Regions from separate parts of the Mus musculus genome. Here regions 1 and 2 are each linked to region 3. Evidence: chromatin loops called from intact Hi-C (ENCODE). Cell type or tissue: heart. All regions are shown on one strand.

Region 1 (8,000 bases), 470 kb after region 3:
TAGTCAAGGGGGGGGGGGGTTGCTCATAATGCTTTTTGAAAAGAGATTAAAGTGTTGTCACCAAGTAAAGCCACCATAGACTTGAGAAGACTGAAATACAGGTGTCACAAGGCAAAAGAACAGGTAGAAACTCCTAACCTCTGTATATACATTTCACTTGAGACTCAATTCAAGTCAAGCATAGTGGCTCGGGCCTCAGCTCTCAGGAGACAGGCATGATGGTGGTCAGCCTGGTCTACAAATAAGACTGTCCCAAAAATAATAGAATAATAATTCTGGACCAGCAAGATAATTCATCAGTTAAAGACACCTACCACCACCCCTGACTAATGGCTTCACAACTCAGAAATGTCACAGAACAAACTTCCTCTGGCCTCCACATGAATACCATGGCAGGCATGCTACCCATATTGCAGTACATACATACACACATGAAGAGATAAATATAATTTTAAAAATAATCCATTGATATATAGCTAAGCTATATTCCTATATTCACGAAGTTTGAAGAAATTAAACATAAAATATGGTCATCACAGTACACACATCTATAATTCCAGCACTCAGAAGGTGGACACAAGGATCCAGAATTAAAGATATCCTCTGAGACTCTCGAAGAGATAAAACAAAACTAGGCATGTGTCGTGGCTAGAACAATAGAGGTCAGTTTATCCTATACTATAAAACATACTTGAATTGGATCATATAATATCTGAATTCACTTCCTATGAAAACCATTTTCATTAAAAAGCAATTTGGGTCTCTTAAGTTAGTACCATTCTGAACACATGATTTATGATGAAGCCTTGTGCTAGTCTCTGTCATTCCCACTAATTCTGTTGCAGAGTACCCACACCACTATACTACCCACCTATAAGTCACCTTGGAGCTGCTCTGCATTTTTTTTTAATTATTTACTTATTTTATGTGTGTGAGTACACTGTAGCTGTCCTCAGACACACCAAAAGAGGGCATCAGATCCCATTACAGATGGTTGTGAGCCATTATATGGTTGCTGGGAATTGAACTCAGGACCTCTAGAAGTCAATGCTCTTAACCACTGAGCCATCTCTCCAGCCCTGTATTGTTATTCTTTATTGCTCTGTATTGTTTCCTAGTTTTGACCTTACAGCTCAAGAGGAGTGATGCTGGGAGCTGCTAGAGATGTCATTCAGAATACATGTGATTGAAGAGAATTGAGTTGTCCTCTGGCCTGTTTGAGTTTACACCTACCTTAAATAATAAAAATTTTTAAAAAGTTCTGGGCTGGGGTCTATAGATGTATCAAAGGTAGAGCCCTCTAACCTCAAGTGTCTTAGTCAGGGTTTCTATTCCTGCACAAACATCATGACCAAGAAGCAAGTTGGGGAGGAAAGGGTTTATTTGGCTTACACTTCCATACTGCTGTTCATCACCAAAGGAAGTCAGGACTGGAACTCAAGCAGGTCAGGAAGCAAGAGCTGATGCAGAGGCCATGGAGGGATGTTCTTTACTGGCTTGCTTCACCTGTCTTGCTCAGCCTGCTCTCTTATAGAACCAAGACTACCAGCCCAGAGATGATCCCACCCACATGGGGCCTTTCCCCCTTGATCACTAATTGAGAAAATGCCTTACAGTTGGATCTCATGGAGGCATTTCCTCAACTGAAGCTCCTTTCTTTGTGATAACTCCAGCTGTGTCAAGTTGACACAAAACTAGCCAGTACACTCAGTTTACACACTTCACTTGAACCTCAAAATAATTCACACCAGGCATGGTGGCTCAAGCCTATAATAGTTCTCAGAAGATAGGCATAATGGTAGAGCAAAAGTTCTACATCAGCCTGGTCTACATAGAAAGTGTCTTTTCTCCAATAACTATAATAAAACGATAGTCCTGGACCAGGAAGATGGCTCATCAGTTAAAGGCACCTGCCACCATGCAGTTGAAGATGAAGTTCCCAGCACCCACACCAGACAGCTCTGAAATACCTATAACTCTAGCTCCAGGGATTGTGTTTGGATATGCTTGTATTTTAAGATTAGTTTTATTTTCATGTGCCTGTGTTTATGAGTACCCACAGAGGTCAGAAGGTACTGGACTCCCTAGCTGGAGCTGGAGATAGCAGGAGGCTATGAACTGCCTGAGATAGGTATTGGAAACTAAACTCTTCCCAGAACATTTATTCTTTTCTACTGGCATTTTCCAGTTAATTTAACTCAAAAAAATGATTGTTGTTAATAGTGTGTGTGTAGTAGGTGCACATGCATGCAGGTGTCCACAGAGGCCAGAGGAGCTTGTGAAATTATAGACTGTTGTGAGCCACCTAATGTAGGTACTCACAATTGAACTCAAGTCCTCTGCAAGAGCCATATGTGTGTTTGAACATGGAGCCTATCTCTACCAAGCCCCTCTGTTCATACTTAAATATGACCTTCAAGAAGCCAACTTCTCTTTATATGCCCCAGTACAGGGGAACGCCAGGGCCAAAAAGGGGGAGTGGGTGGGTAGGGGATTGGGGGGGTGGGTATGGGGGACCTTTGGGATAGCATTGAAAATGTAAACGAGGAAAATACCTAATAAAAAAAATTAAAAAAAAAAAAAGCCAACTTCTAGGCCAGGCAGTGGTGGTGTATGCCTTTAATCCCAGCACTTGGGAGGCTGAGGCAGACCGATTTCTGAGTTCGAGGCCAGCCTGGTCTACAAAGTTGAGTTCCAGGACAGCCAGGGCTATACAGAGAATCCCTATTTCGAAAAACTAAAAAAAAAAAGGAAGAAGCCAACTTTTTCAGCCCTTCATGAGGCATTCCTGGTGAACTATAATTAATGACTTGGTGTAAGTTAAAACATTCTGTAGTTCCTCTTCTCTGCCATTTATTACAGTGGCAATTACAGGAGTAATTGCCCTATTTATTGCTTAATGTTTTACTGCTGGCCAGAGGAATGTAATCCTTGAGGTGGTTCTTTTGTTTACTAAGACCTCAACAAATGTTTGTTCAGTGGTTAAGTTTAGAAATGATCCAGCAAAACTTTGAATTCTGAAAAGTACATGCATAATTTCCTTAAACAGGATTTGGGGCAGGCATTCAGAAACAATAGCTAACATCTGTAAAGCACTTAATTGCTACATAAGTAACAAGTACTTGCTAAACACAAGGGTCTCTGTGTGGTCACATAGCCTAAAGGGTAGGTTCCCTCCAAGGCTCCAATTGACTAGTGAGACAACTGAACTGTCAGAGAGGGAGTTGTGCTAGTAATAAATGGAGGTGCTCACGAACTGGGGTAGCTGTTTCCACGTCCTGCCACTAATGCTGCTTTGTATTAGTCACTTGTATCTGCCTTCGAAGCAGAAAAGGGATATCAAAGTAGTTAAATATATATATATATTTGAAGGAAGATAGGAGAAATTGGCCAATTTAAGCCAGATTAGATTATATTAAAGGCAGGTTTTTGGGAAACCGCTCTCGGTCGGCGAGTTCACTGGCCCCAAGGATCAAGGCCAAGGAAGTTGCCACCAGGGAGAGGGGAGCAGCTAGTGGAGGAAGATATATAGTAAGAGAGAAGGGGGGGGAGTGGGAATGGGCAAGGAGAGAGAGAGAGAGAGAGAGAGAGAGAGAGAGAGAGAGATCTGGACTGGGAAGTTCAAAGTTGGAGGCAGGGTATGGACTGAGGGATGCTGGGAGAACCTGGAGGCCAGGTCTGCTTTGGTGTGGAAAATATGCACCTCAGTCCCTTGTCCCCAAGTCCGAAACCAAACACTAGAAACTTGTGCAAATGTTTTTTCTTCCATTTTGATTTCGTATGCATCCATAAACCTTACATAGTTATTAATTTATTTTCTTACTGGCCTATACACAAGTTGATTCTACTCCATTTAGACTTTCTTTACTCTATCACTCAAGGAAACAACAGAAATATTTTCTTTACATGATATTCATACAAGTTAAGTACAGCCAGCCAAGATGGTACACGCTGGATGGTACAGGTAGGAGGATTGTCTTCACAGAATTAAAAATAAATAAGTTTTTTCAATAGCATAGCATAGTGGCTGAAGGTTTTACAATGTGATCCAGTTAGTAAATGCACATTATAGCCAAAAGCCAGCATTCTGCCACTTCGCTTACCCTTCAGATAAGGGGCCTATGTGGTACTGCGGGGTGGGAGGCGGGCGAGGAGGAACACTGTTGTACCTCTAGCCGGTCTTTTTCTTTTGTTTGTTTGGGGTTTTTGGTAAGTTGGTTGGTTGGTTTTTGTTTGTTTGTTTGTTTGTTTGTTATTCAGGGTCTCTGTACAAATCCTGACAGTCCGCGGAACTCACCTTGTAGACTAAGCTGTCCATCTCATACAGGCAGGCAGGCCTCTGCTTTCGGATTGCTGGGATTAAATGCGTGGTTTGCCACGCCCCTCTGAATCCCATCTTTTTCACAGGGTCAAATTAAATAAAAACCAAAGGCTTCGGGTCAAGCCCCGTAAAGCTTGTTTATTTGTGGAGCAGATTGCTTGCAGAAGTCAGAGGGTGACAGCAACTCGATACCTAGCATTTACTCTTACAGCGTTGATGTGCTCACTATGCTCACTCTCGCCATGCTTTGAGCCCACAGTTTACCTTTCCGCAAATTAACAAGCCTCGGAAGACTACAATTCCCAGGAAGCCTCACTGCAGGCGACGTCAACGTGCCGTAGCGGTTAGTCATCCTTCCTGATACTTCCTTCCACTTCCTGGAGTCGGAACCCGAGGCTTCGCGGGGGCGCGCACTTACGGACTTACCTAGCCGACCAGGCACCGGGGCGCGCGACCCCTGACGAGGAGTGTCGTCGTCACGTGACACAGGGGCGTACTTTTCTTGCCAAGCGCGCTCCGGTGCGCGTCCCCAGGGGGTGGCTGTCGGGCGTACGGGCTGGCTGGGTCCTCAGACCGGGGCCCGGATTAGCCGGTGGTTGCCGGGGCCACGAGGCCAAAGAACCAGGAGGGCGGGGTCGGCTGTGGCACCGCGGCGACGACACACCGAGCGAGCGCCTGGGCCTGAAGGGGACGATGCTGTGGTTCCAGGGCGCCATCCCGGCGGCCATCGCGTCTGCTAAGAGGAGCGGCGCGGTCTTCGTGGTGTTCGTGGCAGGTGACTGGGGAGAGGGCCCGAGAACGGTGGCGCTTTGATCTTGTTCTGGATTCTCGTTAGCGTCGAGTGAGCTAGGCAGGAGGAGCTAAGGTGGGCCGGGCTCAGACAGCCTAAGACCCTGTCGCCCAGTCCACTCGGTCTCTTCGGGGCCGCTCGTCTCCTGTCCGGGCCAGTACAGCTTTTTTTTTTTTTTTTTTTTTTTTTTATAAGGCTCCAGGCTTGCTCCGCTGCGGGGCCGACCCAGACGCCAAGCCTCTCCAGGCCGCGGGCGGGCCCAGTGCCACTTGGTGCTTCTGGGGTCTGTTGGGGACTCCGGCGTGACCTGTCTGCATCTGTGTGGGAAGCGCGTCCAGGCCCTGTCCCCAATCACTGAACCCTGCGAGGAGTCGCGCCCTGCAGGCCTTGGCAATCGGGTTGTCGCAGGCAGACCCCCCCCCCCAAGACCCCCAGCCCTGGTGTTCCCCTTCTTGGTCCTCTGGGATCTCCTCTTCTGGCAGCTTGGACCTTTTAATTCTTGGTGTGCGGGTGTGGTTGGGACAGGCCACTAGGCAGACAACTGGGTCTAGAAAGTTGTGAGCTGTCAAGAAAGCTGTGTCATCGGTAAGCCACAAAGAAACCACCTGATGTCTTAGAATGTTCCCGAAACATAAACTTGAGCTCACAGATGGTACTCTTTTATCATAGTACTCAGAGGGAACTGAGGTGCAATAATTACTTTATTACAAGTTGACCTTTTTTTTTTTTAACTTTTAACATAGTTTTTAAAGTACATACTCAGTCCTGATTCTTCCTCTCTTCTAACCTAAAATGTAGTTTTCCAGACATGTGCCAACTCATTTACCCCATATTGCTCTAAATCAGTTGGTTCCATAGCCTCCTGTTTTATTGCTGAAGTCTTGTATATCCGCAGTCAACCATCTGCTTCTATAGTTTTGTACATTCTTGATACATGGACCAGTTTGTGTGACAACTATTAATCTGAAGTGACAACTATTAATTTCTTCAGTCACTTGTGTTCAGTAACAGTTACTCATAATTGACCCATGGCTTTTAAGAGTTCTGTAACTTTGTTCATCTCTGTGGGAAAAAAAAAAAAACTGACATGTGAATTTGAGCATTTTAAATTTTAAATGTCTGTTTTGTTATGCTAACTTTTCAACTTGATGCTTGCTGTTAATTAGAAAAGCATAAATTACTTAGGCTATATTGAATTATACTTTAAATTAAATTAATAAATTAATCTTGTAATCCAGTAAGAATAGTAGTCACATGAAAATGGAAAGAACACGACATTGAACTCAGGTTAGAAATTGAACTCAGGTCATCTGAAAGAGCAGCTGCTCTTAACCACTGAGCTATCTCTCTAGCCGCAGTTTACAACATTTTAAACTGTGTTCCACACAAAATTTCAATAGTTCTGGGGGGAAAGGTAGTTTTATTGTCTTGTTTTTGTAGTTGAACCACTTAGGTCCAAAGTTGTAAGTAACTTGGGCCAGTCTCACAAAAACTGTTTGCTTGGTTTTTCTATTCTAGGATTTTTGGGTTTCTTGTGTGGTATTTTATTTGGTTTGGTTTGGTTTGGTTTTTTTTTTTTTGAGACAGGATTTCATATAGCCCAGGCTGACCTTGAAATCCTGATTCTCTGCTCCCAAGTGTTGTGATTACAGACGTGTGCAACACAACAGGTTAACATTTTTACATTTTAACAGTCAGTGTTGGGGCTGAGTGTACAGAGTCTGACTATAACCTTGACTGGCTTTGAACTCACAGAGATCAGTCTACCTCTTCCTCTACCTCCCAAATACTGGGATCAAAGGTGTGTAGGCCCTTACTTTGTAGTGTAATGCTGGCCCCAAACTCACAGTTATCTTTCTGCTTCAGACTCCCAACTGCTTGAATTATAGGTGGGTGCTACCATATCTGATATTTTTTTGGGTTTTTTGTTTGTTTTGTTTTTAAGATTTATTTGTTTATGTGTGTGAGTACACTGTAGCTGTACAGATGATTGTGAGCCTTCATATGGTTGTTGGGAAATGAATTTTTTAGGACCTCTACTCTAGTCAGCCCTGCTCAGTCAGTCTCTGCTTGCTCCAGCCCAAAGATTTATTTATTATTATACATAAGTACACTGTAGCTGACTTCAGATGCACCGGAAGAGGGGGTCAGATCTCATTACAGGTGGTTGTGAGCCACCACATAGTTGCTGGGATTTGAACTTGGACCTTTGGAAAAGCAATCATTGCACTTACCCGATGAGCCATCTCGCCAGCCCCGGGTTTGGTGGTTTTTTTTTGTTTGTTTGTTTGTTTTGGTTTGGTTTGGTTTGGTTTTTTTTGGGGGGAGGGGGGGGCGGGTTCGAGACAGGGTTTCTCTGTATAGCCCTGGCTTTCCTGGAACTCACTCTGTAGACCAGGCTAGCCTCCAACTCAGAAATCTGCCTGCCTCTGCCTCCGCCTCCCGAGTGCTGGGATTAAAGGTGTTTAGTCCCAGCGCTAGGAGGCAGAGCTAGTGGATCTCTGAGTTTGAGGCCAGCCTGATCTATAGAGGGAGTTAAAAGACAGCCAGGGCTACACAGAGAAACCTTGTCTCAAGAGAGGAGGAGAGGGGCTGTGTGATGGTACTCACCAGCATTTGTCGGGCAGAGGCAGTCAGAGATCTATGAGTTCAAGACCAGCCTGGTCTACTAAGTTCGAAGACAGCCAAGGCTGAACAGAGAAACCCTGTCTTAAAGAAGAAGGAAGAGAAAGGAAGAAGACAGTTATAGGTTATATGGTAAAATAAGTCAATAAAGAAATGAGAATTAGGATCATGATATCCATGTTTTTTAACAGAGTATGCAATTGATGGTACCTAAACATTCCTAAAAAACAATAAAAGTTCCAAAAAATTTCCCCTTTATGGGTA
Region 2 (8,000 bases), 330 kb after region 3:
GCAGCATGCACCAGCTGATATGAGGATTCCCAACACATCCACAGCAGAGGACTGCAGGGTCTGGACTAAGTGAGAGAAGATGCATCTAACCCTCAAGAGACTGGAGGCCCCAGGGAGTAGGGAGGTCTGGTGGGGTGGGGGCATCCTCTTGGAGATTGGGGGTGGAGGGAACTATAGGATGAGGAACAGTCAGGGGGCGGAACAGGATGGGGATAAAGACTGGACTGTAAAAAAACCTAACAGGTCATTCTGCAGAGGGCCAAGAATAATGGGCCAGTGGTTCACTTGCTGCTTTTGCGGAGGACTCAGGTTAGATTTGTAGCACCTAGAAGGTGGCTCACAACCATTTGGAACTTCTGTTTCAGGAGATCCAATGACTTCTTATAGGCATGTACATGGTGCACATACATGCACGCACTCAGACACATAAAATAAATAAACCTTTAAGAAAAAAACAAAACAGAACAAAAAGTAACACCTTTTTGCTAGGCATGGTGGTGACAGCCTTTAATCCCAGCATCCCGGTGGCAGGGGAAGGCTGAACTTTTTGAGATTCCTAAACATTTGAGAAGCAATGGTTTAGAGTTGAAAGTGAGGCTGGAACACAGTGACAAAGCACATTATCCAGCAAATGCAAGGCTCTCGGTTTGTCTCCAGCACTCAAAAAAATAAAAGACATACTAAACACCCTTAGCCCTTTTGGGGCTCAGATTAAATATTCAGTAATATGATTGTCATTATTACTACATATTGACTTCTACTCTGGAAGGACTTATGAAAAAAATCCCAACTAAGCATTTATGGACAATGCTAAGTTATCACTTGAAACTCTAACTCCTAGATGGGGATGATGCCTTCTGTTTAATATTCATATAGCACACACACACACTTGCACACACACACGTGAAAGTATTATATTGAAAAGCAAAAACATTTATTTTCTTTAAAAAAGTAAGAGTGTTTTGTCTGCTTGGAAGTTGCAGATATATTTCTGTCTCTGGGATTGCACTAGTTAGGACTCTCATCCACATAGTATATAAAACACCTCTTAACAGTTCTGGACACAGACTTAATACTTCAATAAAAATAATGAAAATAGAAAGGAATGGTTTTTAAATCTAAAAGTAGAAAGCAAAGAGGAAACCAAATCAACACACAAAACATAACTATGAAGATGCTAAATTTGGAGATATTAAAAAGACCAAGTAACATAAATTTTGCTTAATCTTTCTAACTCGTTTTAAACAAAACTTACCTTTCTGTGCACTCTTCAATCCTTTAAGCCTAGTATATTTACCACTAGTGTAAGTGCTCAATAAATATTTATGAGAAAAGTAGTAAGACAAAGTCTCCATAAAAATGATGGAGGAGACTTTTTTTTTTTTAAGATCCTGTTCAAAGGCAACTTCTGACTTCTGGGGACTATTTGTATAAATGGGAGGAATTAGTTCAGAATTTCCAATACCTTCCAGGACATGAACCTATGCTGCTTCACAGACAGTAGCTAAAGGCAAATTAAAGCATCCTCTACAAACTCAAGAGTGAACAGATCTGATAAACACTGGCTCTGCAAGACTAAGTAGCAAAGTAGAAAATTACATTACAGGCTCGAGAATTACACCCATGCCATTTCATATTTCTGGATGGGTTTTTTTAGGGGGAGGGGGCAGTGCGGGGGGGGGGGTTATTTTAGACAAGGTGAATTCTGTAGTCCCAGCTGTTTTAAAACTCACTCTGTAGCCCAGGCTATGAACTCGCGGCGACCTTTCAGCTTCCAGCTGTTACAGGCATCAGCCACCACGCCCGACTGTTACCCACTATTTTCTTATAGCGCAATTAAAGTGCAGTCAATTTCCCATCTCTTGCCCTATACAGTCCGCCAAAATGCAGCACTAGCTTCATAATCTTCAACTCCCGCCAAACTTTTTGCAAGCGTCTTCAACTAAGCGGAAGTGACGTTAAACGGATGACCTAGACTTGGAAGAGTTCAAATACCAGCACTCTAAAACATTGTAATGTGTTGAGAAAATTCCCAACCCTGTTATATTCTCCTTCCTTTAGCGATGCGAAAAGACCTGACTAGAACCTTGCGACTTCATTCTCAACTCCAAATTATTCAAAAATTTCCTCTTACTCATCTAGACAAGGAGGTTACACCGTAACCTCTCAAGAACTACAATTCCCATGAAACACTACCGGAAGCAAAATGAGGAAAACAGGGTCTCAAAGCATCTTGGGAACTGTAGTCGCAGGAGCCAAAGTGCTCAGAAGCCCTGCCTCCACCACTAAGACTGGAGGAACCAGGTGTTCAGCCTGGAACCCGTTACCGCTAAGGGGCGGAGCCACATCCTTAAAGCCTTCCTCTCATCTTCCCACATGAACGACAAAATTGTCCTTTCATCCTTAAAAAGCTCTATAATCATTCCCTGAAGAAAGAGAGTTGTCTACCACATCTCCAGTGATTAAAATCGCCCGGAACTCGCCCACCTCAGGATTCTACTCGTGGGAAAGGTGGCTCTTTCACAAGTGGGCAAAATGGCTGTCCTCCTAGCTTTATCATTGGTTGACTCTTACGTCGTTCAGGGACGACAACTTGCCCGGGATTGGTTCTTTTTCTTTTGTGGGTGGAGATAGACTTAGTCCCGTTCTCCCGCTGTCCCGCAGTGATAATGGGGGTGGAGCGAAAGTGGTTTTCAAACGCTGATTGGATAATTTGTATGTCACTTAATGTTGACCTAGCGTATGAGGTAGGCTGCTTTCCGTCAACGCGACGGAGAGGCGGGGCCAGTGCGTGGTGGGAAGGGGCGGGATTCTGCCGCCGCGGCTGCCGCTGGAGCCGGTGTCCGGGCTGGTGATGGGGTTAATTCCCTTCCGTGAGACTCTACCTTGCAACCAGCCGGCCCCGCCGTCGCCCCGCTGTGCCGCGCTCCCGCCACCTCCTCCTGCTCCTTCTCAGTAACGCGGGTAAGAGATGCTGTCCCCTCCCCCGCGGCGCCCCGGGAATAACGCGCTCGCTCCCCTCCCCCGCCCGCCAACCGGTAGCGCTAACGGAGCGGGAGAGTGAGGCAGCCGGGGAGCTAAGCGCTGAGGAGACGGCGTCCCTCCCCTCTCCTCCGGCCCGCCAGGGGCCGTCGGGTTCTGAGGCGAGCCCTCTAGTCGCCTCCACCGCGCGGTGCCCGCCGCTTCGCTGGGGGCCATGTGCAGCGCCAACCCCTTGAGGCCTAGCGGGGGAGCTGGGGACAGGTTCCCGAGCGTCCCTGCTGCAGCTGCTGCTCTTGCGAGCCCTGGAGATCCGGGGAGGACGGAGGGGAAAAGCAACATAGTCAGGCCAGGCTGGAGCAGGGACCGTTCGCGGAACTGTTCTCCGGGGCCTGGACCAGATGCCCGGGGCTGATACCCCCGCTCCGGGGAATTGTCACACACACCAAAAGGGAAACAGCACGTCGTGCCCGTACTGCCCGTACTGCTAGAAAAAACACAGTGGGGAAATTAGCAAGAAAGTTGAATGACTGTCAGAGCCTTGGTCGTTGATGGACGAACCTACGGGGGACGTTATGATGTAAATCCCCCTCCCCCCTTTCCATCCCTGTATATTAGAAGTTTTTTTTTTTTTCTTCTTGTGGTTATGTACCAGAGATTGTCACTGTTGTCTGAAGTTGCTTTTAAGGAGAAACAAAATTGGGTTTGGCTGTTGTGACTTCTGTGAATTGGGTCCTGAGAGAGCAAGTCCCCTAAACTAGTTAGAGGTGAAGAGGTATCTTCCAAAGCAGTGCTGCTTACTAAATAATAAGGTGCATTTCTGAAGAGGTAAAAATAGAATTTCTAGCATGAATGAATACACACAAACACACATATCCCACTCCTAAGGTTATAGTTTGGCTGGGTCACGTTAAAGAATCTCATACCATACTCCCCTTTATTTTAGATTTTTTCCCTGGACAGGGTCTCTCTGTGTAGCCCTGGCTGTCCTGGTACTCACAATGTAGACCAGGCTGGCCTTGAGCTCACAGAATCCACCTGTCTCTGCCTCCCAAGAGCTGGGATCAAAGGTGTGGCCCCCCATCGCCCAGCTAAAGAAACCTCTTAAATTTAAATGTCATTGATTCCAAGAGCATCGAGTCATAAAAAGATGAAATCAACCTCGAAGCCCCTTCCTTATAATACTTGAATCAGTAGAGTTCATGTAGCTACCCATTTAACTGAAGAAATATCATTCTCTTCAGATTTTATGTCTTTATATTTTAGGGGATTGTCTTATAATTGTATCAGATTTTGATAGTGTGCCCATCTTTTCAAATTCCACTCTGCTTTTTCAGCCTAGGAGAATATGACTTTAGTGGACCCTGTAATCTATAATAGGCATGGCTACAGACCACCCCATTTCTAAGATTTATTTGTTTTAGAGAGAACACTGGTTCTGAATAAACAACCTATGCTTTGACTAATAGACTATTTCTTCTGGGTCACAGAAGTACCTTAGGAATCTGCCATGTTCTCAAAATAATGCAAGTAGATACAGAAGTAAAATAGATCCATTCACTTGGATTAAGAAGGAATCTGGTTATGTGTTACTGATTTTTTTAATGTAGTACATAGCTTTTGAAGATTAGTTCCCTCAGCTTCTCCATTGAGTCCCCATAGCATACATTCCCTAGCATAGTTCCCCAAACTTGATAATTAGTTGGCAATTTATGCAGTGATATATTTAGGTCTCATGAATTCTTTGTATGGAAGGTCTGATGAAAATACAGGGGACTACATTCTTTTACTATTTGTGGGACCATTTTATGAGGCTAATCTAACCTAACCTCGGTTAATAATGGGGAGGATAATGCTTAATCTATGGAGCTGTAAATAGACTATGTAAAGCTACTAGGATTGTGTCTCACATGTATATATTTGTTACATTAAGTTTTTATCTTTGTTTTCTCATTTTCATATTTAGAGAATGAATTTGCTGTTCATATGCAGAGTATTGTTGCAGTCTCAAAAATCTCTTCTACTGTTGAGTGTTAATGTACACAGTGGCTTAAAACAATATCTCATAGCCAATTTTTTTGTTTTTGTTTTATTACATTTACTGGGGTACGGGGCGCAGCACAGAAGTACCATGATACATTTTAGGAGGGTGGAGGACAGTGGTAAGGTTAGGAGAAATCAGTTCTTCTTCTATCCTATTGGTCTCTGGGATTGAACTCAGGTGGTCTGATTTGAAGGCCAAGTGCCTTTATGCACTAAACCATCTTGCTAGCCTTTAGCCATTTTTTTTTTAAGCAGACAGAATATATGAAATTGGTCATTGGGTATCAAAGAGAATTTTGTCATACACAGTATCTTTTTTCCTTTTGTTTAAAATTTCTGCGTTTGGAACATATTTCAAATAGATTACCCATAATAAAAATGTGCTTTGTGTTTTAGTGTTTTAGTAGTAAACTAGGGTTGTTGTCCTGCTTTACTTTGTTAATATGTTTCAAGGTCTAGTTTACAGTTGCTTTTGGACTCATTCTGTTACCAGAGAAACCAAGTGACTGATACAAAGTTAAGACTGAGAAAGTTATCTTACCAGACTGTTGCTTTGTGCTCTTGAGGTTTGTTGGTTTTATTTTTGCTATTTTTTTTTCCTCAATGCTAGGGATTGAACCTTTCACCTCATACATGCCAGCAAGTATTCCAACATTGAGTTAAATCCTTGCTCTTTAGTTCCTACTCCATTGTTTAGCAGTCCTTGGGTATTTTTTTTTCTTTGAAATACCATATTCCTCCCTGTTCCCAAGTATATTTGAAAGTATAGTTTTCACACATAAAGGTGTCCTTGGAGTTGGTGCAGCCGAGCCAGGTTTCGATTAGCATGCCAACAGTTGTGTTATGAAGTGTTGCTGGTACTATCCAAGATTGACAGCATCTACATGGTCACATGCCACTGAGTTATTGAGCTCTGTGTACTTGGGTGCTTCTCTAAAGGGACTTACCCAGTAATTAAAGAGGTTTTTGTTTGAACTGACGTTTTAAATATCCAGTTATAACCATTTGGGTTACTATTAAGCTGCAATTCTTATAAACAAGGAAGTGTAGTAAGAGTTGTGTATGCTAAAGACTAATGAAACTATAATATTCTGTTCCTACTTGAAGTAGAAAACTTCCCAATTAACCCTTCCCATGACCTGTTGTAAAAATGTCCAGCACTCACATGTCATAGAGGTGGATGTGTTTCCAAGTGGAAATGAAAATTTCGGATTGCTCTTGTTGCAAACCACAGAACCAGCCCTCCATTTCCCATTCTTGCCTATAGGAAGAATAATTTATTTATGGTTTTAGGTAACTAAATTGGCAGGTGATAGAAAAGGAAATGTATTAGTTTTTTCCCATATAATACTAAATGTTAAAAAAAAAAAAAAGATTACATTGCCTGGCACTTAATCCTTTGAGCTCACTATAAACTTTTATTAGTAATACAAACATGCATCATGCACCAAATAACATAATAAAATTTCTATCAAATTAACTTGGATCCTTATATAAGGGCCTGGCTAAATTAAGTAAAACAACTTGCTTATATCTGGTGTTAACTTACATATGAATATATATAATCTCCACAATGCAGTTTAATAAGTCAGTGATGGACAAGTGAAATAAGTTCTAAATCATGGCTCAAAGCTAGTTCTCTGCCTGAATTTCCCTGCAGTTTGTTTTATTTCCAGGTTTTGTTCTTTACTGTTGTGCTGCCCACCCATTCTTAGTGTTCACACATACATTAAGGTAAACAGTTTCCTTTAGAGTTCTATTGCTCTTTGCTTTGTCAGTTGGTAGGTTTGTACCTTTTCGGGGAGTGGAAGGAGGATGTTTCATGGCAGTTTCTCTGTGTAGCCCTTGCTGTCCTGGAACTCTCTTTGTAGACCAAACTGGGCCTCACACTTTAGAGATCCACTTGCCTCTGCCTCCTGAGTGCTAGGTTTAAAAACACGTGCACCATGCTTGGCAGTTTATACCTTTTTAAAAGTTATTTCTTATTATGTATATGGATGTTTTGCCTGCATGTATGTCTCTGCACCTCTTGTATGTCTGGTGCCCTCAGGTCAGAAAAACTGTATAGGATCTTCTGGAACTGATGTTATACACTGTTGTGAACTGCCATGTGGCTGCTGGGAATTGAAGATGGGTTCTCTAAAAGAGCACTCAGTGCTCTTAGCGCCTCAGCTGTCTTTCCAGCCCTTGTGACTCTTCTTAATTTTTACCTGTAAACTCACTTCTCAGGAAAGCATTTTTGAGCCTCTTATTCTGTAAATACTAGATCACTTAGCATTTTTGGATGGGAGCTCTTTGGGCTTCTCCATTTATGTCATCTATAACTTGGTGTAATTTTCTTTTAAAAGAAATTAAATGAAATTATTTGTTTGTGTTTCTGACTTTTAGAGGTGTAATCTGATGTCTGATGCAAGGAAAGTTCTGCCATTTGACTTATGCCAATTTTAGTTTAGTGACAGATTGAAGCTGACTTTGTAGTTGTGCTGGTAGCTTTACTAACCTCTTCTACATGAAAGGGTTCCATAACTACATGGTTGTGTCTCCTTGCAATTTGAGGTACAAGTTTAATCAGCTGCAGGTCATTATACTAAGGGATGATCTAGAATATAAAAATAAAATGAAAAGTTCTAATATGAAATTAAAATTTTCTGCATGTGTGCAAGCTTAAATAGTGTTAGACTTTTTTAAATCTTGAGAAAGGAATTTTCTTATTATGGAATTTCTGTTTAAAATTAGTAATTGGGTTGTTGATTTCTGGAAATAACTCCAATGTCCCTCACTGAGTAAGTTAAACTGTGGTGTATCCATACCATCTATGTTTGGAATACTATGCAGCAATAAAGGGGCCCAAGTTGTAGCTATAGTAATAGCTTGGGTAGACCTCAAAGAAAATATGATAACTTAAAAAACAAAAATCTTAAGCAGTTACATACCATATGGTTCTGTTTATGTAATATTCTTGAAATGAGGAAAATAGG
Region 3 (8,000 bases):
ATTAAAGGTGTGCGGCACCACTACCCAGCTCATATTCATCTTGACAAGAACTTTCTTCCACGTGCCAGAGAGGCAGGATGATCAAGACACTGGGGCTACAGCTGTAAACAAAAGGGGTGAGATTTCTTTTCTGCAATTTGAGAAGTAAGAAGCTTTAAGGAGGAGGAAGGAGAATATGGAATAAGAGAAGGAACAGGACAGAGGGAATTATTCTATTACTGGATACCTTCAAGACATTAAAGATGTGATGGCAACTAGGAGACAGATGGGAAGTAAAATGTTCATTTGTAGAGCCAAAGAAAGCCTCTCTAAAGAGGACTTTGAGACTAAATGAGATTGGCTGGCCATGAAGAGACTTCGTGCATGGCAACAGTACAAAGCTGCTGAGGCTGGGGTGCGATAGTAGCTGGAGATTATGGGCAAGCAAGCGTGGAAGGAGAGGAAGCCAGAAATGTGGCCTGGTCAGTAGGCTGTAGTGAAACATTTATATTAAATCTTATAGGAAGCTGTCAAATTTTGTTCCTAGCAGAATAGTAGATATTTAAGCCTTGTGGCAGGAGAGGTCAGGGCAAGGAAGACTACTGTGGATGGACATGAGAAGGTAGAGAGTCTTAGGGTACAGTGACAAGATCATGTGAAGCCAATTATAGAAGTGCTACGGAAAGCCAAGGTCAGTTGTATCAAAAAGGAATGCAAGCTGGGGCTGGAAAGATGTGGCTCAAAAGCTCCAAGCATTTTCAGCTCTTTCGGAGGACCCAAGGTTTAGACCCCAGCACCCATTATGTAGCAGCTCAGGACTCAGGCCGCAGGAAATCTGGCACCACTGTGGGCACCATGCTTACATGTAGTGCACATTCATACATGCAGGCACTCAAGCATACAATGAAGACGTGTTTAAAATGTAAAGAAGGAGTGAAGCTTCAATGCTCAGTGGATAAAAGTGACTGCCACCAAGACTGATGATCTTAGTTCAATCCCCATGGTCCACGTGGTAGGTGAGAAGAGTCCTCAAGTCAACTTCCAACCTGTACATATGTGCTTTGGCATGCCCGCAGCAACATGTGCCCTGCCGCAACATGCACAACTGAAGAAAACAGAAAGGACAGATCTGCTTACTGTGTGTTTCTTTTGTATTGTATTATATAAGACACTTCGTACAATATTGAAAGGAGTCAACAGAGAGGGCACAGACTTGCCTTGTCCTTAATCTTATATGGAAGCCACCTTAACATCAAGTGCCATGCTGGCTGTTGTCTTCTGTAGATGTTATAAAGTTGAAAAGCTCTCCTCCATTTCTACTTTTCTCTTTTTTATCATTAGGACTGAGTGTTGTAGAAAGGCACTTATAGAATGTTACTTTAAATCAATCTAGGAACATCTAGGTAACAAGATGAGAGATCTTGTTATATCTATAACAAGGTATTATTTAGGTGGCTGTTCACAATAACCACCTACAATAATCAAAACACTAGCATAGCACAATAGAGCAGGCAGTAGGCTGAGGCAGGAACCCCCAAATCCTGACAAATGAAAGCCTCAAGTTTTAATCACAAACACACTAGCCCTTTTATTTATTTTCATTTTAAGGAATTTTTAGATAGGGTCATTTTCTTTACAGCTGTTTATTGTGCATGAGTGTGCACACGCATGTGTGCCACTGAGCACGTGTGAAGGTTAGAGGACAATTTGTAGCATTTGGGTCTTTCCCTCTACCATATAGGTGGGGAGTGAACTCAAGTTGTCCGGCTTGGCAGCGTTGCCTTTAGCTGGTCGGCCATTTCAACAGCCCTCGTTGGCTTTTTAAAAGCCAGTTTTCGATAACTGACTGCAGTCTTCAGAAAATACTTAAAAACTAAAGTGTAATTTGGTCATATACAATAGGCATTAACTCAGAGGCAGATAACATGTAAACAAATGAGTGGTGCTTCCTTACAAAAAGATGGAAATAAATCATCAGTTATAAGAGACCTTACTTTATAAAATCCTAAACAATTTTTTTCTTAGCTTCTCTTGCACTCATTTGTTAGACTGTTGGCCTAGTATGCCTAAGGCCCTCTGCTCCAGCACTTCAACCAAGATGCGGCACACCAGCCTATAATCCCTGCACTTTGTTTCTGGACAACCTGAGTTACAGCGTTCTGCTTCTCCCCAACCATCCCCCAATCTCAACCCGCAGAAACCACACAGACCTTCAAAACCATACACCCCATCTGGATGGAAGGCCTAGAGAGTCATGACCTCCAATTATTAACTTCATATTGTTTGACAGGTAACTTAATAAGAAAGATATCTGCAGAGTGATGCCACTGGCCTTGTAATCCCAGCACTTCCGAGGGGGAAGCAAGAGGACAGTAAATCCAAGGTCATTCTTGGCTACAAGAGTGAACACAAAGCCAGTCTGGGACACATGGCACATCGTTTTAAAACAACCCATACCCCTTGAGTGGCTTTAGGTTTAAAGTAACGTTTTAAAGGCGCATGCTCCCCAACATCTACTAGCGATTTAAAAAACAAAACCAAAAAACCCAGAAGACACTGTTAGTTCACTGCTAGAATTAGCGTTCTTTCCTAGCTAACTCCTCCGGAGGGTAGCCATTCGTGGACACAGGAGTCAACAAAGCTAAGAAAATACACCCACCAACATGTAAGAAAATGGAAGCTACAGCACGAAGCCGAGACTAGAAAAGCCTTTTCTGACTTTAACGCACCCGCAAACTCACAGACCACAAAATAAACCGTTTAGTTGAAAGCTAACGTCCAAGCCCTATTAGGCAGCCTCAGGACCTCTTCCCTGTTCGCCCCGCCCCTTCCCCTTAGCCCCTCCCAGATCCAGCATGCACCGCGTCGACCTTTTCTTTCCGAGTGACCCCCACTTTACGGCGTCTCCCAATGACAAGAGGCGCAGAGCATTGTGGTCCCGCGGGTCCGAGAGAGAGAAAGGGGAGGGAGGCCGGAAAGAGAAAGCAAAAGACCAGCGCGAGCCGGCAGGGCGGGTCCCTGCGCGTGCGCGTGGGTAGCAGCAGGCCCGGAAAAGGCGTGGCCCACCCTACGGAGAGCACATTGGGGCGGGGCCTCGACACATTGGCGCGGAGTCCCGGAGGCAGGCGGGGAGGGGGCGGGCTCAGGGCGCGGGCGGAGGAGGAAGTGTCATGGCGTCGGGCCGTGGAGCTTCTTCTCGCTGGTTCTTTACTCGGGAACAGCTGGAGAACACGCCGAGCCGCCGCTGCGGAGTGGAAGCGGATGAAGAGCTGTCGCATCGCCAGCAGGCGGCCAACCTCATCCAGGACATGGGGCAACGTCTCAATGTGTATCCTTTTTCTAGTTGCGGCCCTGCGTCCCACACGCCCTGGTCGCGCTCGCCGGGTGACCGGGCCTAGTGTCCCGGGAACATGGCGCCGCTCCCTTTGCCGTCTTTTGATCTCGGGAAAGACACAGAGAAAGCTAGGGCCCGAGCTGCCGTGGCGAGCCGGAGAAAGAGGAGATGTGCCGGGGAAGGCGGGCCGGGAGCCCGCGTTGTATAACCTGTGTTTGGGAGCGCGTGATGCGGGAGGGAATAGCAGTGCTTCCCTGGCGAGAGAGGAGGAATCCGGGATGAGCAAAGCCAAGGGGCGGCCCCTTCCACTTTCGGAAGTCAGAAAAGGCCTTGAGACGTAGAGAGGTCGCAGATGTTCCACGGAAAGTGTTTTCCGAGGCTTCCGTGCCGGCTCCAGGGCGGCTCTGTTGCGCCGGGGGAACGCACGTAGATGTTTCATGTTCTTTGGGTGTGTGGCGCGCGCCTTTCGACTACTTTATTTCTACTGTACTAAGCTGTAACCTAATTGCAAATAATTCCTGGGCTCTCCCTACGTAGCGTATTAGAATAATTTGGCATCCAGACTGATTTCTCTTCTCCCCGCAGACTTTCTGCATACTTTCAGGTTGAGGATTGGATTTGAGTAAATGGAAAGGGGATTTTTCCATTCAAATTGATTTAGTTTTTGGAAACATTTTGCTTAGATTATTTTCTAAACGTTGCATCCCAGCTCTCAGCTTACAATAAACACTGCGATTGTTTATATGCACAGGTTTTATATGCACCATTCCTTCACCAAATTCAACAGAAATGTAAGTACTGTTTTATTGTTTTAGACGCCGAATGTTAAAATGAGTAGATAATGCGAAAACAAGTTAGTTGATCGTTGTTTTTACTTATAAATTGAGCGTTCTACGTTTACTATAAATGTGAGTTATGCAATAAACGTTTTGCCTCGTGCAGAGGAGTGTGTGTGAGAGAGAATTTTATTAATTAAGCTGTAAAGCACAGTGTTAGCCTTTTGTTGTTGGATTTGTTGGGGAGGGGGGTGTTGTTTTGTTTTGAGACAGGGTCTCACTTGTAAGTCTGGCTGTCCTGGACCTAAATATGTAGACCAGGCTGGCCTTGAACTCAAAAGAGATATCTACTACCTCTGACTCCCCAGTGCTTGGGATTAAGTAATGTGCCACCAAGCCTGGCGGAGAAACAAACAAAATGTTTCTTAACTCAAAAAGCGATAGTGTTTTGCTCATGTAAAATTTGCAGTTGGGGTGATTTATATTAGAATAATTTAAGTACTCAAAACAGAATAGTTTGTTTGGGCAAGTGTAGTCCTTGGGAAGGATACATTTAATTGTGTAGGGTTCTTTGTTTCAAATGGTATGAATTGAGTCTTGCTTTGAAGTAATACTTTAATTTCTCTTTATAATTTGCCTTTTATTAGAATTTTTATAGTGTTATTCTGAAAGGCACATGTAGGACTAGGCCATGTAAGGACTTAATGTTCTTTGTGGATAGTTTGTGGAGTTTAGGCTCCCAATTGCTAAGGAAACAGTTTTAGAAAAGTTTCTTACATTTTTTGCTTTTGAAATGGCAGAAATGTTATAGTTTAGATTAATTCCTGCTTTAAATTCAGTTGATCTTAAGTCTAACCTGGTTTATCAAATTTGCAAGTTGTTTTTGTCTGAGACAGTGGTTTGTTTTTGTTTTTTTTTTTTGTTTTTTTATAACTGTGGGTTTTGCAGTCCCTGTTCTTTTAATCTGTTTTAATCTGTTTTGAGTCTTGCTCTTTCTGGATTATTTTGTATCATTCTTAGGTCAATAGTGGTGTTGTAGAGAAGAAAAGAACCTATTTATAATGCTTATGCTAAGAGAATCCAGTTTTAATTTCAGTTCTCTAAAAGTAGCAGTGAATTAGTGAGCACTAAGTAACCTTGGCTTTTTCACAGTAGTCCTGGATCATGCTGGTAGAAAGTACAAGTCAAAATCGTTGTGGAAATTCTTTGCAGAGCCGTAGATGTCCTATTTTTGCGAATGGGTTTGCTTTTCTATTTTCAGTATAAGATCTCGCCACATGCCTTGCTTTTTAAGCCCTTCCTTTATTTGTTTTTGTGTCCTGGTTTGTTTGCTTTAAGCAAACATCCTTCTCAATGGTAGAATCTGTCTCTTCAAATTTGCCTAGTTAGCACAGGGCACTTGCATGAAACACTTGGACTTACAGTCGTCTAAAAGTTTGTTTGCCTTCCGCATAGGAAGGAGGCTTGAGTGCTTAGTCTTTCCTAGCAGGGTAATTATCTGTTTGGGGAAACAACATCATCCCTCTCACCTCAATGTCTTTCTGGCCTGTTTTGGCAGCTTAAAGGTGGTTTTAAATACTGTATCAGTAGCATAGCCTCAGTAGTACTTCCCACACACCTGATCCTTCAGTGATGATCTCAGATTGAACATCGGTCATGTTTAAATTCATATTTTCTTGCATTCTTGAGAATTTTTTTCTCAGATTATAATCAAGTGTCATTTTTTAAAAACCCTCAAGTATCATTTGATAAATTAAACCCAACAGAGTAAGAAGCTGAGATGCCAGAACAAACTGTAAGGTCTTAAACTGTCATGCATCCATGATGCTAAGGTATCCTTCAGTATTCAGTGCTTTGTTTTAGTGTCTCAGATTGACAGATTTAAAAGTAAAGAAGCATTTCTGTGCTTGTTTATTTAAGAGTTGGAGTCAATCTTCGCCTGTGTCTGTCACCGAGTAACTTGTTTTTCAGTTGTCAGTTTTCTTGGAGAGTCCAATCATTCTAAGGAATAGGTGACTGTATATAGCTTCAGAATAAAACTATCTTTAGGACTGGTAAATAAAGAATATCCTTCTTGGATCAAGTTTAAGAGAAATCTAGTGAGCTGGTGAGATGGCTTAGGAGGTGCTTGCTGCCAAGCCTAATAGCCTGAACTTGATCTGTGGGACACACAGTATAAGAATCTCAATCTCTCTCTCTCTCTCTCTCCCTCCCTCCCTCCCTCCCTGCCTGCCTGCCTGCCTCTCTCAAACACACAAAAATAAATATAAAAGCATGTTTTAAAGATTTATTTATTTATTTTATGTGTATAGGTGTTTTGGTTGCGTGTGTTTGTGATATATATATATATATTACTGTGTGCACACCTGTTCTCTGCAGAGGCCAGAAAAGGGCGTTAGATCCTCTGGAGCTGGAGTTATAGGTGGTGGTGAACCATCATTTGGGTGCTGGAGACTGAACCTGGGTCCTCTAGAAAAACAGCCATAACCACCAAGCCATTTCTCCAGCCCTATAACTTTTTTTTTTTTAAATCAGTTTAGGCCAAGTAGTGGCTGCACATATCTTTAATCCCAGCACTTGGGAGGTAGATGCAGATGGATCTCTGTGTTAGAGGACAGGCAGGGCTACACAGAGAAACTTGTCTTGAAAAAAAACAAGGAGGGGGCTATCAGTTTAGTAAATTATAACAGCCCTAGCCCAACAGTGTCTAGAGTATAACCTGAGGTCACAGCCCTTTTTATCTCCGTCTTAAGAGACTGGCCCAACTTCTCTGAGAAATGGTTTATTCTTTTAGTTTTATTCATTGCAGGGTTTCGCTCTTGCCCCAGCCTCCCAAATGCTGGGCTACTGAAATGGCACCACATCTGACTAGTTCACTTTAAGTTGCATTTATTTCTGGTCAAATCCAAGAGTTCCCTTAGTATTGGGTTATATAGAGCATGCCTTTTCAAAAATCTTTGTTTGTCATGGTCTGCTCTCTAACACCTTTTAAATAGGTGTGCTTCTGTCTGCCTATCTATTTTGGTTTTCTAAACAGGGACAAGGAAGACAGCAGTAGACTCATTAACATGGAAGGGGGAAAGCTCAGGGCTTCAACCCTAGACAAAAAACTACAGCCTACCAAGGACTGCTGAGAGTGGGAGACGTGGTCGTCCCGGGGAAGAGCACACCAACTGGTTATCCAATAGCAAGTGGTCAGCCATGAAAACACACACATGCCAGTATCACATGGACTGAGGAGGTTGTACGAGCATTTAGGAATATGCACACACAGCAAAAACTAAAGAAAAAGAAGCCATGACTTTGAGGGGTGGTGGTGGTAGATGGGAGGTAATGGAGGGACAAAGGGGAAAGAAGAATTATAAACTCAAAAAAAATAAAAAAGAAAAAAATCCTTTTTTTTTTTCTTTTCTTGCTTTTTTTAACTTTTTGGGACAGGGTTTTTTTCCGTGTTGCCCTGGCTATCCTGAAACCCACTGTTTAGGCCAGGCTGGCTTCAAATTCACAGAGATCTGTCTGCCTCTGCATCCCAAATTCTGGGATTAAAGGTGTGTGCCACCATGCCTGGCCATTTATTCTTTATGTGCATTCTCTGTGAAGGTGTCAGATTACGTAGAACTGAAGTTGACAGCTGTGAGCTGCCATGGGTGCTGACAATTGAACCTGGTCCTCTTAACCACTGAGCCATTTCTCCAGCCCCATAGAGGGTTTCTTAGAACTATCACTGCCTTCTGCACTCAGACCTCCCTGTAATATACAAGCTTTAATGCGTTATAGTTCTTCCTGTATAAGTACCCAAGAGAACATTACTGAGTTAGGAGGGGTAAGTACTTAGAACCAATAATCTTCAGGGATGAATATTTTGACTTATGAGACTACCTCAGCTTCATATTTTATTCATATACACCATT

Evidence for each region. Hi-C counts contacts between places; a loop is a spot of excess contacts. Peaks named below come from ENCODE experiments on the same cell type or tissue, not always from the same donor. Only the 100,000 strongest peaks of a DNase experiment are listed, where the experiment ranks them.
Region 1: it touches region 3 in a loop (4-fold over the local background); 3 of 42 quality-filtered maps call a loop at or near these places.
Region 2: a loop joins it to region 3, with 7 times the contacts of the local background. A loop is called at or near these places in 7 of 42 quality-filtered maps.

The regions. Positions count from the first base shown.
Region 1 is chr1:128,239,457-128,247,456 of GRCm38, forward strand. Ubxn4 (UBX domain protein 4) reads left to right here and starts at 4,681. Exons shown (of 13, transcript NM_026390.3): 1 at 4,681-5,096. The coding sequence starts at 5,015. Gm41949 (a long non-coding RNA gene) reads left to right here and starts at 5,103. Exons shown (of 2, transcript XR_878509.3): 1 at 5,103-5,186; 2 at 5,307-8,000. In heart, no CTCF peak of the experiment used is centred here; DNase peaks (open chromatin) are centred at 4,785 and 5,345; H3K4me3 peaks cover 2,098 bases; H3K27ac peaks cover 1,795 bases.
Region 2 is chr1:128,100,520-128,108,519 of GRCm38, forward strand. Zranb3 (zinc finger, RAN-binding domain containing 3) reads right to left here and starts at 1,952. Exons shown (of 21, transcript NM_027678.3): 1 at 1,734-1,952. It overlaps R3hdm1 (R3H domain containing 1), which reads left to right and starts at 2,787. Exons shown (of 27, transcript NM_181750.2): 1 at 2,787-2,964. It also overlaps the pseudogene Gm29383. In heart, a CTCF peak has its summit at 3,198; DNase peaks (open chromatin) are centred at 1,892, 2,302 and 2,652; H3K4me3 peaks cover 3,282 bases; H3K27ac peaks cover 2,632 bases.
Region 3 is chr1:127,771,079-127,779,078 of GRCm38, forward strand. Ccnt2 (cyclin T2) reads left to right here and starts at 3,086. Exons shown (of 9, transcript NM_028399.1): 1 at 3,086-3,307; 2 at 4,023-4,104. The coding sequence starts at 3,150. 2900009J06Rik (RIKEN cDNA 2900009J06 gene) reads right to left here and starts at 2,976. Exons shown (of 2, transcript NR_045298.1): 1 at 2,850-2,976. In heart, a CTCF peak has its summit at 3,259; DNase peaks (open chromatin) are centred at 2,303 and 2,973; H3K4me3 peaks cover 4,120 bases; H3K27ac peaks cover 3,275 bases.